Linked DNA regions of Homo sapiens: all the other regions are linked to region 1. A link is a contact called in ENCODE Hi-C or POLR2A ChIA-PET data. All regions are on one chromosome and are shown on one strand. Each heading gives the region's core, a stretch centred on a gene start or an enhancer-like site at or near the end of the contact. The rest is flanking DNA. Distances are from core to core; before and after follow the strand shown.

Region 1 (2,954 bases), core at 233-2,732:
ACCCAATAGAAATGAGTGCCTATGTTCCTACTGCTCTATAACTAGTGGGAGTGGGGAGGGGAAGCAGCTGGGGGTCTACCAGACCCTGTCACCAACTAGTCAGCACACGTGGCAATCACAGTTGTAGAAGAGGCCAAACGGAGCAGATCTGCCAATGACAGCCAGTACTAAACTCGACTGGATGCTGAGGGCCATTTCTGCTTTGAGTGAACAGTGCAGCCTGCTGGGTGGCCAAGGGAACGTGTACAAATCCACTTTGTTTAAAGGACCCAGAGAGTAGTCAGTTCTGCTAAACCTCATCTGTTTGTTCAGGGATTTTTGTCCTGGGGAGGAGTGGGGAAGAAGCGATTAGTCAGGCCAGGCTAGCTGGTATTAGTTTGCAGGCTGTGAGTGCGACTCTTCAGTCTCTGCTCCTCTCATCATTGCCTTTTCACCTACCTTTACCCTAAATTTACGTACACCTCTGCCTTCACAAATTCCAAGCGATTAACTGTTGTATTTAATCTCTGTCCCAAATCTCTCTGCATCATTCTTCTTTTGATTATGAAGTCACGAGGGCCCTTTGTTTATTTTATTTTTAAAACTTTTTTTGAGAAGGAGTTTAGCTCTTATTGCCCAGGCTGGAGTGCAATGGCACAATCTAGGCTCACTGCAACCTCTGGCTTCCGGGTTCAAGCAATCCTCCTGCCTCAGCCTCCCGAATAGCTGGGATTACAGGCGCGCGCCACCAAGCCCGGCTAATTTTTTGTATTTAGTAGAGACGGGGTTTCACCATGTTGGTCAGGCTGGTCTCGATCCTAACCTCAGGTGACCCAGCCACCTCGGTCTCCCAAAGTGTTGGGATTACAGGCGTGAGCCACCGCACCTGGCCTCAAGGGCCCTTAAATATTACTTAGTTGTTCCATTATTTGGTGTGTTTTATTATTTGGTGCAGGTTTTTTCCCCTTATCTAGTTTGAATGTTGCTGAAGGACGCTGGTTTTCAAACGGTAAGGAATCTCCTGATAAAGGCACGAATCTTGGTGTGCAGATAAGCCAGCGATTCTTGCTTCTGGCTAGTTCTACGTTGTTCCTGGATGGTCAGTTCAAACTGCAATGATCCACAGCTCCAGAAGCGGCTTCTTCCAGTCGGCCTAGGAGCCAAACGCCCCTGCAGCTCCATGCTACCACGCAGGGTGCCGTTTCGGGCTTGCAGGGAGTTGTCGCAGTCCCGTTTTGGCTGCACATTCTACTGCTGGGGTGGAAGTGTCAAGCAAGATGTTGTCGCCGGTATCATGATGTCCGGGTGAGAAGCTTCCTTGGCAGGTTGCCAGGGCCAGCCTGCGAGCACTGGCGCCGGGGACCCGCGCGCCCGGGAAGGGGCGGGGAGGTGGGCGGAGCCTGGCAACCTGGGGACCACCAATAGGATGCTCAGCCGGAGGTGGCCCTGCGCGTGACGCAGCGGTGCTCGGAGGCAGGGGGCGTAGGGGCCGGGCTGTCCGGCGCTTTAGCTTAGCAGGCGACGTTGCGGGCCCTGGGCGCCAGGAGAGCTTCCCGGAGTCGACCTTCCTGCTGGCTGCTCTGTGACCGCTTCCCGGCTCTGCCCTCTTGGCCGAAGTGCCCGCTGCCGGGCGCGGGCCTCAGGTAACGGTGGTGCTCCCGCGCCTCTCCTCGCTTCCCGCTTGGGTCCACCGGCCTCAGCCCGCGGGGAAGGGAGAAGCGGTGGCGGCAGCAGCTCCGGCCCGGCCTTGTCCTGGGCTGTGCTGCGGAGAAGGCGAGGCTCGGCGACTGCAGGGGAGTTGGGGAGGGGAGGGCGGGAAAGTTACCGTCAGGCGCCCGGGTCACGGGCAGCCTTTTAAACCCTGCACGCTGGTTTGGTGTTCCGCAAATCTCGTGGCATCTCTCAAGTCAGTAGTAAAGAAAGTTAGGAATTAGAAGACGTTTTATTCTTTAAAAAGCGAAACCAAAAATGCACTCAGGAAGTCAGCTTTTTAATGATTTAGAGAAAATGTGTGAAGGGAAGGATGGTATTAGCAAGACATGAAAATCTGTAGGGGCACCAGAACCTTTAATCAAGCTCATGTTTTATTGTAAAATATTAGGATGTAGGTAAGTTTCTGTTTTCCCTAAGTGTTAATGGTCATGTAATTTAAATAATATGTATATTGAAAGGTTATTTCTAAGTGAGAAACAACTATATAAACTTTATTCTCCGTATATATATTTAGGTTAAGTTCGTTGGTCACTTTTGTTTGTTTGAGACGGAGTCTCGCTGTGTCGCAAGGCTGGAGTGCAGTGGCGCAATCTCGGCTCACTGCAACCTCTGCCTCCCGGGTTCAAGCGATTCTTGTGCCTCAGCCTCCTGAGTAGCTGGGATTACAGGCGTGCGCCACCACGCCCAGGTAATTTTTGTAGTTTTAGTAGAGACGGGGTTTCACCATGTTGGACCAGGTTGGTCTCAAACTCCTGACCTCAAGTGATCCGCCCGCTTCGGCCTCCCAAAGTGCTGGGATTACAGGCGTGAGCCACCGCGCCTGGCCTGTTGGTCACTTTTTAATATTTAAGTGGCTGCCACCTGTTTAAACCACTTTTTTCTTTTTTTCAGCCTGCTTGATTTCCTCTTCCTTGAAGTAGAATTCAATTTGAAGCTTTTTTTTTTTCTTTTTAAAAGTTGGGCGGTGTCAGTGAATGACTTGTTAAGGAAGTCTGTGCGTTGTCTGGGTGTGAGAATGGGTTTTGGAAGGAGCTCTGTGGCACTGAATTATCGTTTAGAAATGCACGTGTTTTAGTGAATCACATGCTTAGAATGCATCTGAGGTTTCGCAGTCTTTTAGGATAAAGACCTACTGAGTGAGCACACTCTATCTCTGGTTCATTTGGCCCACTTTCCTTCTGGCTTTCCAGGTTCATGCCACACTGGCTTTATTTTTGTTACTGGAAAGCTTCATTTTCTTTCCTCTCTTGGCTTTTAGGAGT
Region 2 (2,870 bases), core at 336-2,835, 690 kb before region 1:
TTCAAGCAAAGCAAGTCTTTCGGAGCTCAGAGAAGCAGCTTGGCCAAGATAATGCACATCTGCTCGCATACAGGCCAAACGGACACAGCTTCTTGGGGAGTTTCTTTCCTTGAACTCAACATGATCCCTGAGACCCAGCCCAGAAGTCTTCCTTTTCAGTCCGTAGGTGCCCTAGGAGCATCCCATCTGCTTCCTCCTTTTGTACTCCTCCCTGCCTTTCACAGCGGCTGCTCCAGGCAATCTCACCAACTTCCCGTGGTTATGGAGATAGCTGGGATCTCTGGGTGGAGAATGGGGATTCCTTGTGTGAATGGAGGACATTAACGTAAAGGACATGTTAAGATTAATTTTTTAATCTTGCTATTAAATATTTTCTGGTATCATCTGGGATTATGGTGGTATTTTGTAGGAAAAAAATCCCCAGATAAATGCCATATAAATTAATACTCCTGGATATATAATACCCCTACAGCTTGTTCATGCTTAACTTTTCAGTTAGGTAGTGAGTCCTGTATCTTGCCATTTTTCATTTTCTCAGTCATCCTTCCTGTGTGTGTAGAATAATCTGTAGACAAAAGCTCAAGGAAGAGAGAATCCAACCTAATGGAAACACAACGAAACATTGTGTCATTTACTACCCTTCCCCTCCAATCTCCTCTCCAGGCTTTTATATGTCTTGAGGGTTAGTTTTTATATAAAACTATTAAAATGTATGCTTAATATGTTATATACATCTATACTATGTTAAAAAAAAATGTGAAGAGATTCCTCTCCCTCCACTTCTACCTACCTGCCTGGCCCCCACCACAAATCCCTTGGGTTGGCAGGGTTGGCAGCAGAGGCCTGATCTGGAGGCCAGGTTGAACCACCCCCGAGAGTGAAAACCCACAACAAGAAAGCATCTACAGGCCGGGCGCAGTGGCTCACGCCTGTAATCCCAGCACTTTGGGAGGCTGAGGCGGGCAGATCATGAGGTCAGGAGATTGAGACCATCCTGGCTAACACGGTGAAACCCTATCTCTACTAAAAATACAAAAAAAAAAAAAAAAAATTAGCTGGGTGTGGTGGGCACCTGTAGTCCCAGCTACTCGGGAGGCTGAGGCAGGAGAATGGTGTGAACCCGGGAGCGGAGCTTGCAGTGAGTCGAGATCGCGCCATTGTACTCCAGCCTGGCGACAGAGCAAGACTCTGTCTCAAAAAAAAAAAAAAAAAAAAAAAAAAGCATCTACACAGCATTATTCTGTGCAAAACACAGCCCACAGCAGGTTTCCAGTTGTCAGAACTGACTCCCCAGTGTGAGCTCCTCCACTCCTCACCTGTCATTAAGGGCGTCATTTCCATAGAGAACGTTCTTGAAAATCAGCCCTTCTATGAAGCTTCTTTCCAACATACCCCTCCCTGTTCTTTCCCTTCCACCTGGCAACAGAAGACATTTTCTCTTCTCTTTGAGCACACTGGGACTACATGCAGCTCCTGGGGAAATTCTCCAAAGAAACAGATTCTTGCTTTTAACTCCTGACCTACTCACACAACAGAGCCCACAGCAGGAAGGCCCCATTCTCGGCCTAGTGAGCTGAGGTGTTGCCACCCACTAGGCACAGCTGCTCTGCTAATTTTAGACCTCTCTGAGAAGTCACTTGACTTCAAGGCACTTGGAGACACACATCACACCCTGTCTCAGGAGGTGGTCTGGGGTGGGGCTCACTCTGCTTTCAACACCCATAACACCTTGTAACCTACAAAAGTGACTTTTTTTTGGAGGTTCTCCTCAATAAATGATAAAAAATAAATGACAACACTCAAAATGAGCTGTGAAACTGAAATTTGTTTCCACCTGGTCTAGCCCTGAAGCCTTAGGTGCCTTATTCAGCTGCCTGATCTTTACCAGGCACCACCTCATATTCCACACATCCACAGCTTAACCCTGGTGAGTGCCGCCTGGGGCAATTTTAGTCACCCAAGCTAGGACCCTCAGGACAACCCTGACTACCTTCCATCTCTCTCCAGTCACTAAATCTTAAACTGAAAACTATTTTGTCTCCTAAATAATGTTTGCAAACTTCCCCTCTATTCTGGCACCCTCATCCCATTTCAGGTTCTCTTCAGCGTCTCCCTGCACACTGCAGCAGTTTGCCCACAGTCACCCCGCCTTCTGTCTCATCCTCAAAGTCTAGCATCTATGGTGATCTTTCTAAAACCATGTCTATATCTCACTTAAACCCCTTCAAGGCATCCTGTCAGGTTCTCCAGCCTATCTGCTCATTAGAATCACCTGGGCCCTTAAAAAAAAAAAAAATCAGTTCCTGCTTCCATTCCCAGAGATTCTGATTTAAGTGGACTGGATGGGAGAAAGAAACCATATTTCTTTTTAAAATTTCCCAGGAAATCCTAATGTGCAAACATGGTTGAGAACCCCTGACCTGCAGGATAAAGTCCAGGCTCCTTCCCATGGCACCCAAGATGCTCCTGACTGGGCCCCTGGCCACCCTCTCCGGCCAGCCTCACTCCTGGCCAGTCCATGCCTTTATGTGCCAGCAACACTGAACTGCTTGCAGCTCCCAGCATTGCTTATGCTGTTCTCGCTGTCTGAAGTGCCCTCCCTACTGGTCCAACCAACATCACCTTCTACAGAAAGCCATTCCTGACTACTTTCCCTCACCTCCAGGTGCCCCGTGAAACTTTGGATGTGTCTCTATTACCGAACATTCACATGATTTTATGATACCCATCTTTCTTAAACACAAGGGAGACATTTATTTATACAGGGATAGTTCACAGAGCCCAAAGCTGCTGAAACTATAGCTGGGCCTCTCAAGCACTGGAACCCTGAATTAGAAAGCTTTCAGATACCAAGGTGCTTTCTTTCAGTC
Region 3 (2,763 bases), core at 35-2,534, 860 kb after region 1:
TGATATGTGGGCCTCCATTTGTACTACTGACTCAGTTCTTGCAAATATTAAGGGTAGACCTGTCCCTGATCTTCGTGTGTAAAATAGCACCTCCTCTGCCACTCTATTCTTACCCCAGTCTACATTTCTTCATAACATCGGTCACCATCTGATCTACATTTACTTATGTATCATCTCTTTACCCCCACTGGAATGTAAGTTCCACGTCCCTAGAGTCTATATTTTGTTTACTGCCTTATCCTTATACCTAAACAAGTGCCTGGCATGACACCACTCAGTAAAACTTGAATAAATGAATAACAAATCTAGGCTCAAAGCTCTTACAGGTGAAAGGGGCTAACCTGGCAGTCACAAAGGAAAAATATCACTGTGACAACCGTCTGAGGAGCACCTTCTCCCCTTAAAATAACTCACTCAAAACAGTGGAGCTGCAAAGGTGACCAGAGAAAATCCATTAACACCTTAGTGCCCATGACACCAGGTGAGTTGATCGGGCTACTTGCGAGAGGGACATGTGAGTGAGCGTGGAGAGCTCTGAGTAGGCTGAAGAGCTGGATGTGGGGGATCTGGGCTGCTGGGAACCCCGAATGTTGGAATCGCCCTGACAACCTTATGAGGGTGGTCAGATATGGGTCCTGAGGAAACTGATTCCACGGCAACTGCCCGCCAACCCAGCACACCCCACAGTGAAGAGGGGCTTCTGATCCATGAGTAGGGCCCCTCAAATGATGTTCCCCTTTAGATGGTCATGGTCATCAGCAGGGGTGGGTGCATCGATCCTGTGGGGTCTTGGTGGTCGCAGACCAAGCGTCCCTCTTCTCACATCTAATTCACAACGTCTCATCGCTCCGCGGGAGCCCAGGAACTGCCCTACAACAGCCGAAATCCGGGTCGTCTATTCCAACGGACTCCTCTTCCGTTGGATACGGGGGCCGTGAGAGGCCAAACAACCTCCGCGAGGCTACCCCCGCAGCGACCGCTCGGCGGGCGCTCCATTCCTTTACCGGACTGTACACCTCGCCTCCTGGGGCCTGAGGCGGGAACCCGGGTCGCGCTGCTCCGAGGCCTCGGCGGACCGCGAAAGGATGGCTCACCACCCGGCCAGGGCCAGCCCCTGCAACAAGCTCAGCCCCGCCCGCTCCCGCGCCCAGGAGCGGCCGGCGGGGCGGGGTGGCTGGGCCGGCCTCGGGGGCGGGGGCTCGGGGGCGGGGGCTCAGGGGCGGGGCCACGTGGCTCCTCCTTGCGGGCGGAGGCAGGCGGTGCCGCGGCGCCGGGACCCGACTCATCCGGTGCTTGCGTGTGGTGGTGAGCGCAGCGCCGAGGATGAGGAGGTGCAACAGCGGCTCCGGGCCGCCGCCGTCGCTGCTGCTGCTGCTGCTGTGGCTGCTCGCGGTTCCCGGCGCTAACGCGGCCCCGCGGTCGGCGCTCTATTCGCCTTCCGACCCGCTGACGCTGCTGCAGGCGGACACGGTGCGCGGCGCGGTGCTGGGCTCCCGCAGCGCCTGGGCCGTGGAGTTCTTCGCCTCCTGGTGCGGCCACTGCATCGCCTTCGCCCCGACGTGGAAGGCGCTGGCCGAAGACGTCAAAGGTGAGAAGCGGGGGCGGCCCGCTCCCCCGTGCCCCGCCGCCCGGACCCCTCCACCTGCCCGGTGGGCAGCCTCCTACTCCGGGAGCGCGTCCCTCTTCCAGTCACCTCCGCCCACCTCTTCCTCTCCGCGCATCCCACGCCCACCACCTTCATGTTTCTCAGCTCCATTTTTGCCTCCCGCTCCCTTGCCTTTTCCTCTTGGCCCTCATCCCGAGCTTCTTTCCCTCTCCGCGGCCTGGGCCCCCAGACCTGCCCTGCTCGCCCGGTTCGTCCCCCGCCAGGTTACTGCCTCCTTCCCTGCGAGAGGTCTCCTTTGTTCCTTCCTCCGCATGGTCCGCTGACACCTTACCGTTTCCTGGGCCAGCCTTGTGGCAGTCCTCTTCCTCTCGTCCAGGGACCCATGTCATCTTCCTGCCAGGTTCCCTAGCTGCTGTGGGTCAGTGCTGGGGAGAAAAGGGAACGGACATCCATTTTGCCTCCCTGCCACCTTTCTCCACTCCCTCGACTGGTTGACCAGGTGGTACATAGACTTCCTTTCTCATTTTTGTCTTTGATGTGGGTATGTCCACCTGGCAGTTTTCCTATCTCTGTTCCGGGCCTCTCCTGACCTGCCGCCTCCAGCTCCTTAGCTTCTGGGCCACATCCTTCTCTCTCTTCCCCCGCTCAGACCCTTATATTTTAAACCCATGCACCCAGAGGCCTTTGGTGCGTGTTTGGCTCTTGCTCCATGTTCCCAATCCCTGGTTGGGGCACCAAAACTATATTTCCTGAATTCCAAGACACCATCAACTGTGAGACACACTGTTCATTTTATGACAGCCCAAGGGGTAGAAGGATAGGAAAAAACCACTACATGTATAAAGATTTGAAGGTGAACTCTATTACAGAAATGCTAAAATTTTGAAACACTTAAGACTTAGAGTCGAGGAAATATGGTAATAATAGTAATTAATATTTACGGAGCACCTATCATTTCAGGCACCTTACTAAGTACTCGGCATACATTGTCTCATAGTTTCCTTTCCACAATTTAAAGATTCCTGTGGTGTCACACATCCACCTAATCCAGGTAGTGGGTATTTGGCGGGCAGGAGTGGTATAGTGATAGTGATTTGTTCCTGACTTGCTGCCTCTGAATGGAGTTACTTCCTGACTCTGGTGCTAGGTCGCTAGCA
Region 4 (2,921 bases), core at 43-2,542, 750 kb before region 1:
TTGCCCCCTGTCAGACTCAAGCCCATCACAGCCCTTGCTATGCTGACAGGCCCATCCCACCCCAGCCCGCTCCCCCCACCACCTGCCCCCCTCCGCCACCTCACCTGTGCCTTCTGCACGCCTCTCCCACCACTCCCCCTCCCTCCCTTTACTCTGGCCACTCTGAATGTCACTGGTCCTCCTTGAGCCCTCCTGAGCCCTCTGCCCAGAGTAATGCCAGAGTGGAGGCCACAGCTGAAGGCAGAGGCTGTTGGCCTGGGGTGGAGAGGGGAGATTCCTCTGGGTGGAAGGTGACATTGGGCAGCCTTGGATGAAGTGAATACCTGGTGTGGGGAAGCAAAAATAAATAGAGAAACAAACGGATTAATTTTGCTTCTTTCCAGGGACTTGATTTTCTACAAGTGCTGCTCCAAGAGGCTTCTACACCCCCGCAGGGAGGCAAGCACCGTTTTGAGGTGGCCGGGCTGGCGAGGAGGTGCAGACCCCAGCCAGCTGGAGGGGCTCTGCCCTGATGGCGTTCCCACTCCCACCTCATTCGCAGGGCGCCGGGGAGGGCTGCAGGTGTTCTATTCCCACCCGGCTTGCAGCGCAAGGAGGGGAATCGCCTGACACCTTCCCCTTCTCCTCTGCCCCGCTTCCTTTCTCTGCTCCCACAGGTGGAAGTCACCAGCGGAAACAACCCTTCACTGTATGGAGGGCTGGGAGAGAGGGGCCAAGAGGGCCCCGGGAGAGCCACTGGGCGGCAGGCAAGGGGCGGGGCAGTCTCCCTTCCGGCTTCCGGGACCGAAGGGTGAAGGGCAAGGGGAGCTCAGGGAATGAACGAGTGCTCCCGACTAATGTTTAACCCACGACTCCGAGACTCCGACTGGTCACAGTCCTGCAGACCTCCAGGTCCTGCACAGGCGACGCAGCGCTCCACTGGCCCGGAATGCGCACCCCGGGGGAAATGGAAAGTGCCATTGAAATGTCAGATGTCACCGTCTTCATCAGCACTCTTGGAATTTTGGCCAAAGTGGCTTCTTCTTTTGCTGAGACTTGACTCACTCCCGGCAGAGGGATGATAGCGGCCTTGCCCCGAGCGTTTATCCGGCTGCAGGCGTCATTCTTGGTCGCCTGTGTGTCCAGAGCCCCAGCGCAGGAAGGGAGCGCAATTCCCACCGCGCCCGCTGGGTGGCGCTAGCGCCGCACCGTGTCCCGGGATGAGGGGAAACCGCGCTGCCCAGTCAGTACCCCGACGCCCCCGCGCCCCCGCCGGGCCCCGCGCGCTGCAGCCACCGCCTCTTCTCGGCTTCCTCTTGCTTTACAGTAACTCTCCTCCTGGGGAAAAGGCTTTTCACGGAGCAGGCTCGGAGCCTACGGGGCTGGCCTCGGACTGGATGGGGGTAAGGACGGGTGGCGGCGCTCGCGCCGAGCGAACGGAGGGCTCAGGCGGCCGGTGATCAGGGACGGGCTGCGGCCGCCGTCTGGGGTGAGAGGCCCACCCAGAGCTCTGGGCCAGGGCTCGCGGCTCTCGTGCAGATGCTGGGCCGGGAGGTGTGGGGAGGGGGCTTCCCAGGCGGGGCAACCGGAGGGGAATGGGGTGTGCAGGAGGGAGGGGAGGCGTGGAGCGCCCGGCCTGCAGGCACTGGGCGGCGCTCTCCAGCCTCCTCTTCTCCCGCCGGGTGCCTGGTGGCTTGGCCTCCCCTCCAGAGCTTCGCATATCCTGGCGGGAGCCGGCGCTCTCTCTCCATACTTAGGACTTGACCCTTATTCCACACCCGGGCAGGGAATCATTTGCCCAATCCGAATTTGATTTTCTGCTTGTGAGAGGAGAAACTGGTGACAGTGTCGCATGGACACTGTCGGGGAAGCCGAGACGTAGACCTGGAAGCCTGTACCAGAGGCCTTGTGGACAGCTTTGGAGCATGCATCTTAAGGCACACCACCGGTTTCTGCTGCTTTGGCACAGCCACGCAGCACCTAGGATGCTTCTCTGCACGCAGCAGAGGCCTAATCCGTGCACCCTCTGACGGTGTTGGAGGGAGCTGGGGAGCAACATCAGATTAATAGCCCCTGGGCTATTTGTATGACGTGCAGATTTCACCCTCTCATTCTTAAAGGGTGAAAGGCTGCAATTCAGAAAGGCGAAGATGGGGCCCAGGAATCTGCAATCTGCGTGGGGTTTTTTTTTTTTTTATGAAGTCTTGTTCTGTCGCTCAGGTTGGGGTGCAGTGGCGCGATCTGTGCTCACCGCAACCTGTCTTCCAGGTTCAAGCGATTATCCTGCCTCAGCCTTCTGAGTAGCTGGGACTACAGGTGCATGACACCACACCTGGCTAATTTTTGTATTTTTAGTAGAGATGGGGTTTCACCATGTTCGCCAGGCTGGTCTTGAACTCCTGACCTCAAGTGATACGCCCACCTTGGCCTCCCAACGTGCTGGGATTACAGGCATGAGCCACCGCGCCTGGCCAGAGTTTGCATTTTGTTGTTGTCGTTTGTTTGTTTGAGACGGAGTCTCGCTCTGTGGCCCAGGCTGGAGTGCAGTGGCGCCATCTCGACTCACTGCAACCTCTGCTTCCCAGGTTCAAGCGATTCTCCTGCCTCAATCTCCCAAGTAGCGGGGATTAACAGGCGTGCCACCACCATGCCTGGCTAAATTTTTTATTCTTAGTAGAGACAGGGTTTCTCACGTTGGGCAGGCTGGTCTCAAGCTCCTGATCTGCCCGCCTTGGCCTCCCAGAGTGCTGGGATTACAGGTGTGAGCCACCGCGCCTGGCCTGTTTTGTTTTCCTAAATCCAGAAGTTCTGATTCAAGCCTAAACCTGCCACTTCCATTCCCAATCCTCTGAGCTTCATGAGCTCCAGACACAGGGCTGTTAATCACAATTTCTTTAATTCTTTATATCTCTTGTGGAATTAGAGGAGTAGATGTTCTTTCT
Region 5 (2,845 bases), core at 212-2,711, 720 kb before region 1:
TTTGTAACATAATCTATTTCCCTCTCCTTCCATCCTCCACCCCCTGGCCCTAACCCCTGCCAATCACTAAACTATACTCTCTCACACTAATTTTATGGTTTCAAGAACGTTATATAAATAAAATCATAACATACGTAATTCTTTGGGATTGGCTTTTTCACTTGAAATCCATCCAAGTTTTGTGTGTATCCATGGTTTGCTCCCTTTTTATTGCTGGGTAGTAGTCCAAGGTCTAGATGCACCACAGTTTGTTTAACCATTTGCCCACTGAGACATCTGGGTTGTTTCCAGGGCCTATTATAAATAATGCTGCTGTGGACATTTGTATATAGGGTTTTGTGTGAACATAAAATATGTTTTTATGTTTCTGGGATAAGTACCCAAGAGTGAAATTGCTGGGTTTTGTGGTAATTGCATGTTTAGTTTTATAAGAAACTTCCAAAATGTTCTCTAGAGTGGCTATACCCACCAGCAATGTATGAGAGATTCAGTTTTTCTACATCCTTATCAGCAATTGATATGGTCACTATTTTAAATTTTAACCATTCTGATAGGTGTGTAGTAAAATTTCACTGAAGTTATTTCGTTTTAAAAAACAATTTGTACTTTTCAACTTTTGTTACTAAATATTTGTGCAGCTTTTATATTTTTATTTTTCAGAAACATTTTAATTACTGAATAGCTGTGTAACATGTTAGAAAAATCCAAGTAATATTTCACATAATTCCATTTCACTTGCCTGTCCATACTTTTTCAGTATGCCAAGAATTCTATGCCTACTTTTGACACATAACTTGATGTCAAGTTTCACTTGATGAAACCTTTTTGATAATTGTCAACTCAAAAGTTAACACGACATATACTTCATGAAAATGGAGTTAATTGGCTATTCTGAGCCTTTTATAAAGAGAATTGCTTCATCCACATACCAATTAAGTTTCTATATTTATAAAATATTTTTCTAATCAAAAAATTAATTGAAACTATGAAAAAATAGACACCTGGCTGTTTCTTTCTTTTTCTGTTGTTGAGACAGAGTCTCACTCAGTCACCCGGGCTGGAGTACAGTGGCACCATCTTGGCTCACTGCAACCTCCACCTCCACCTCCAGGGTTCAAGCGATTCTTGTGTCTCAGTCTCCCAAGTAGTTGGAATTACAGGTGCACACTATCACGCCTGGCTAATTTTTGTGTTTTTAGTAGAGATGGGGTTTCACCATGTTGGCCAGGCTGGTCTCGAACTCCTGGCCTCAAGTGATCTACCCACCTCTACCTCCCAAAGTGCTGGAATTACAGGTGTGAGCCACCATGCCCAGCCAACCTGGCTGTTTCTTTTCCAGCCCTTCCAGAATGAGAATTCATGTAGGCCATCTGCCCCACTCTGATCTGCAAGCTGCCTCCCTGATTCCTTGACTCCCTGCAACCCACATCCCCTCCTGTCTTCAGGACATCATACTCGCACCTGGGGGAAAAGGGGAAGTAAAAAGGGAGGCTCAGTGCCCCTGGGTCTGCTTTGTCTGTGAGAGAAATCTGACATTGTTGGCAGAGAACTAACATGTCTTCTTAGAAAAAAGTAGAGCCCCAGTTGCCTGGATACAGTCAGGAATACATATCACTGGATCTGTGGGTGACCTGTAGTTACTTTGTCCCTATTTGAGTTTCCTGAATGTTAAGAGGAAAATGGAGCAGAGCTAACAAATACCTCATACCTGCTTGGGCTTTCTCCGTCAGTCCTCTGTGTGTGCATCACACACCCACACATATGCAAAATAGCTCAGTGTAAAAACCCTGCAGTAAACATCAATCCTTGTAGATTCCCGGGGAGTTCTAGTTGGATTTGCTAGCAAAGCAACTTCCATAAAGACTATAAATAGCAGGCATGTGCCTCTGTAAGCAGTGCAGCTATTTTTTTTTAAATAGGGGATTCTCATGTTACAAGGACATCACAGATTACTGAATAATTTATTTAATGGTAGATTATATGGGCTTCACTCTTTGCCAGTGAGCTCATACCCAAATGTCTAAAGGAGATAAGGTGAGCAAAAGCTAGATGTCAGGCTTGGGTGAGCTGTTTATTTATTTTTATTAGATATGTATAACTATTGTAGCCATTTATATTTTACTTAATATTATCTCAGCTGCAAAGGTCATATATACAATAGTGTCACTACTTTATTACAGACATTTAGCTAACTTCTAACAATTCATATCGCACACAGCATGAGAAATACAGAATAGAATAATAAATAACTTTGGTTGCACTTGATTTTAACAAAGGACTGTGATATATAGGAGTATGTTTGTTCTCTATGAAAGTATAGGGAAATGAGGGGACAAAATTCAAAAAAAGGATGTTAGATTTGAAAATAGAGATAAGAAAAAATGATCTAAATCCATGTTTTTCTGTGAACTATTGTTATAATCTTTTCAATGACTTATAGTAAAAAAAAATTGCTTATAAGCTTACAGATCTTAGACATTTTACCTTTAGCTATATACAGTTCTCAGGTGTGCAGAGGTACCCTGGAAGACGGACATACTTTTCTGTCAAATGTAATTTTAATGAATATGAAATTTATTTAAAAAGGAAATTTAAATTTGGCAATAGCAAGATGTCAAAAGATTTGAACAGGCACATAACAGGAAATTCATGTGGCCAATTAACATAGTAAAAGATTCTTGGTTTTGTTTAATAATCAGGGAAATGCAAATTAAACTCACAGTGAAATGTTACTCACTACACAGCCACCTGATCAGTTGAAGTTTTAAAGTTTGACAATAACAAGTGCTGTTGAGGATGGAATATAGTGAGAACCGCTGCTGTTGGAAGTTTGTTTTTATTTATT

What was found. Hi-C counts contacts between places; a loop is a spot of excess contacts on that map. ChIA-PET counts read pairs that join two places held with the same protein, here RNA polymerase II (POLR2A). Pooled maps may share reads with other maps.
Region 2: a loop to region 1 is called in a pooled map, with 3 times the contacts of the local background. The contact joins the enhancer-like site here to the promoter of SOAT1 in region 1. A Hi-C loop is called at or near these places in 2 of 37 single-sample maps with no recorded cell type and 5 of 50 pooled maps. POLR2A ChIA-PET finds 5 or more read pairs at or near these places in 1 of 52 experiments (OCI-LY7).
Region 3: a loop to region 1 is called in a map of CD4-positive, alpha-beta T cell, with 3 times the contacts of the local background. The contact joins the promoter of QSOX1 here to the promoter of SOAT1 in region 1. A Hi-C loop is called at or near these places in 3 of 168 maps with a recorded cell type or tissue (CD4-positive, alpha-beta T cell, CD8-positive, alpha-beta T cell and naive thymus-derived CD4-positive, alpha-beta T cell), 1 of 37 single-sample maps with no recorded cell type and 11 of 50 pooled maps.
Region 4: a map of CD8-positive, alpha-beta T cell shows a loop between it and region 1 (15-fold over the local background). The contact joins the promoter of C1orf220 here to the promoter of SOAT1 in region 1. A Hi-C loop is called at or near these places in 6 of 168 maps with a recorded cell type or tissue (CD8-positive, alpha-beta T cell, IMR-90, OCI-LY7 and 2 more), 15 of 37 single-sample maps with no recorded cell type and 18 of 50 pooled maps. POLR2A ChIA-PET finds 5 or more read pairs at or near these places in 1 of 52 experiments (PC-9).
Region 5: a loop to region 1 is called in a map with no recorded cell type, with 2.7 times the contacts of the local background. The contact joins the enhancer-like site here to the promoter of SOAT1 in region 1. A Hi-C loop is called at or near these places in 1 of 37 single-sample maps with no recorded cell type and 3 of 50 pooled maps. POLR2A ChIA-PET finds 5 or more read pairs at or near these places in 1 of 52 experiments (GM12878).

What each region holds. Positions count from the first base shown.
Region 1 is chr1:179,292,315-179,295,268 of GRCh38, forward strand. SOAT1 (sterol O-acyltransferase 1) reads left to right here and starts at 1,483. Exons shown (of 16, transcript NM_003101.6): 1 at 1,483-1,622. RefSeq lists a silencer at 1,278-1,467 and an enhancer at 1,680-2,187.
Region 2 is chr1:178,604,571-178,607,440 of GRCh38, forward strand. No RefSeq gene overlaps it. Among named protein-coding and RNA genes, the nearest start is that of C1orf220, 63 kb to the left of the region's middle. RefSeq lists enhancers at 1,351-1,500, 1,511-1,650. Within about 2 kb of position 1,586, at least 6 of the 41 ENCODE cell types and tissues checked have a DNase peak (open chromatin) inside an H3K27ac peak, as active enhancers do; they include OCI-LY7, where a contact is called at or near this core.
Region 3 is chr1:180,153,585-180,156,347 of GRCh38, forward strand. QSOX1 (quiescin sulfhydryl oxidase 1) reads left to right here and starts at 1,285. Exons shown (of 12, transcript NM_002826.5): 1 at 1,285-1,588. The coding sequence starts at 1,324. LOC105371636 (a long non-coding RNA gene) reads right to left here and starts at 1,254. Exons shown (of 2, transcript XR_001738314.3): 1 at 415-1,254. RefSeq lists a silencer at 960-1,279 and an enhancer at 1,460-1,559.
Region 4 is chr1:178,541,504-178,544,424 of GRCh38, forward strand. C1orf220 (chromosome 1 putative open reading frame 220) reads left to right here and starts at 1,293. Exons shown (of 3, transcript NR_033186.1): 1 at 1,293-1,382. It overlaps LOC124904460 (a long non-coding RNA gene), which reads right to left and starts at 1,142. Exons shown (of 2, transcript XR_007066748.1): 1 at 531-1,142; 2 at 1-323. RefSeq lists an enhancer at 988-1,047 and silencers at 1,098-1,427, 1,458-1,527.
Region 5 is chr1:178,574,335-178,577,179 of GRCh38, forward strand. LOC105371632 (a long non-coding RNA gene) reads right to left here. Exons shown (of 4, transcript XR_922315.3): 1 at 1-2,845. Among named protein-coding and RNA genes, the nearest start is that of C1orf220, 33 kb to the left of the region's middle. Within about 2 kb of position 1,462, at least 3 of the 41 ENCODE cell types and tissues checked have a DNase peak (open chromatin) inside an H3K27ac peak, as active enhancers do.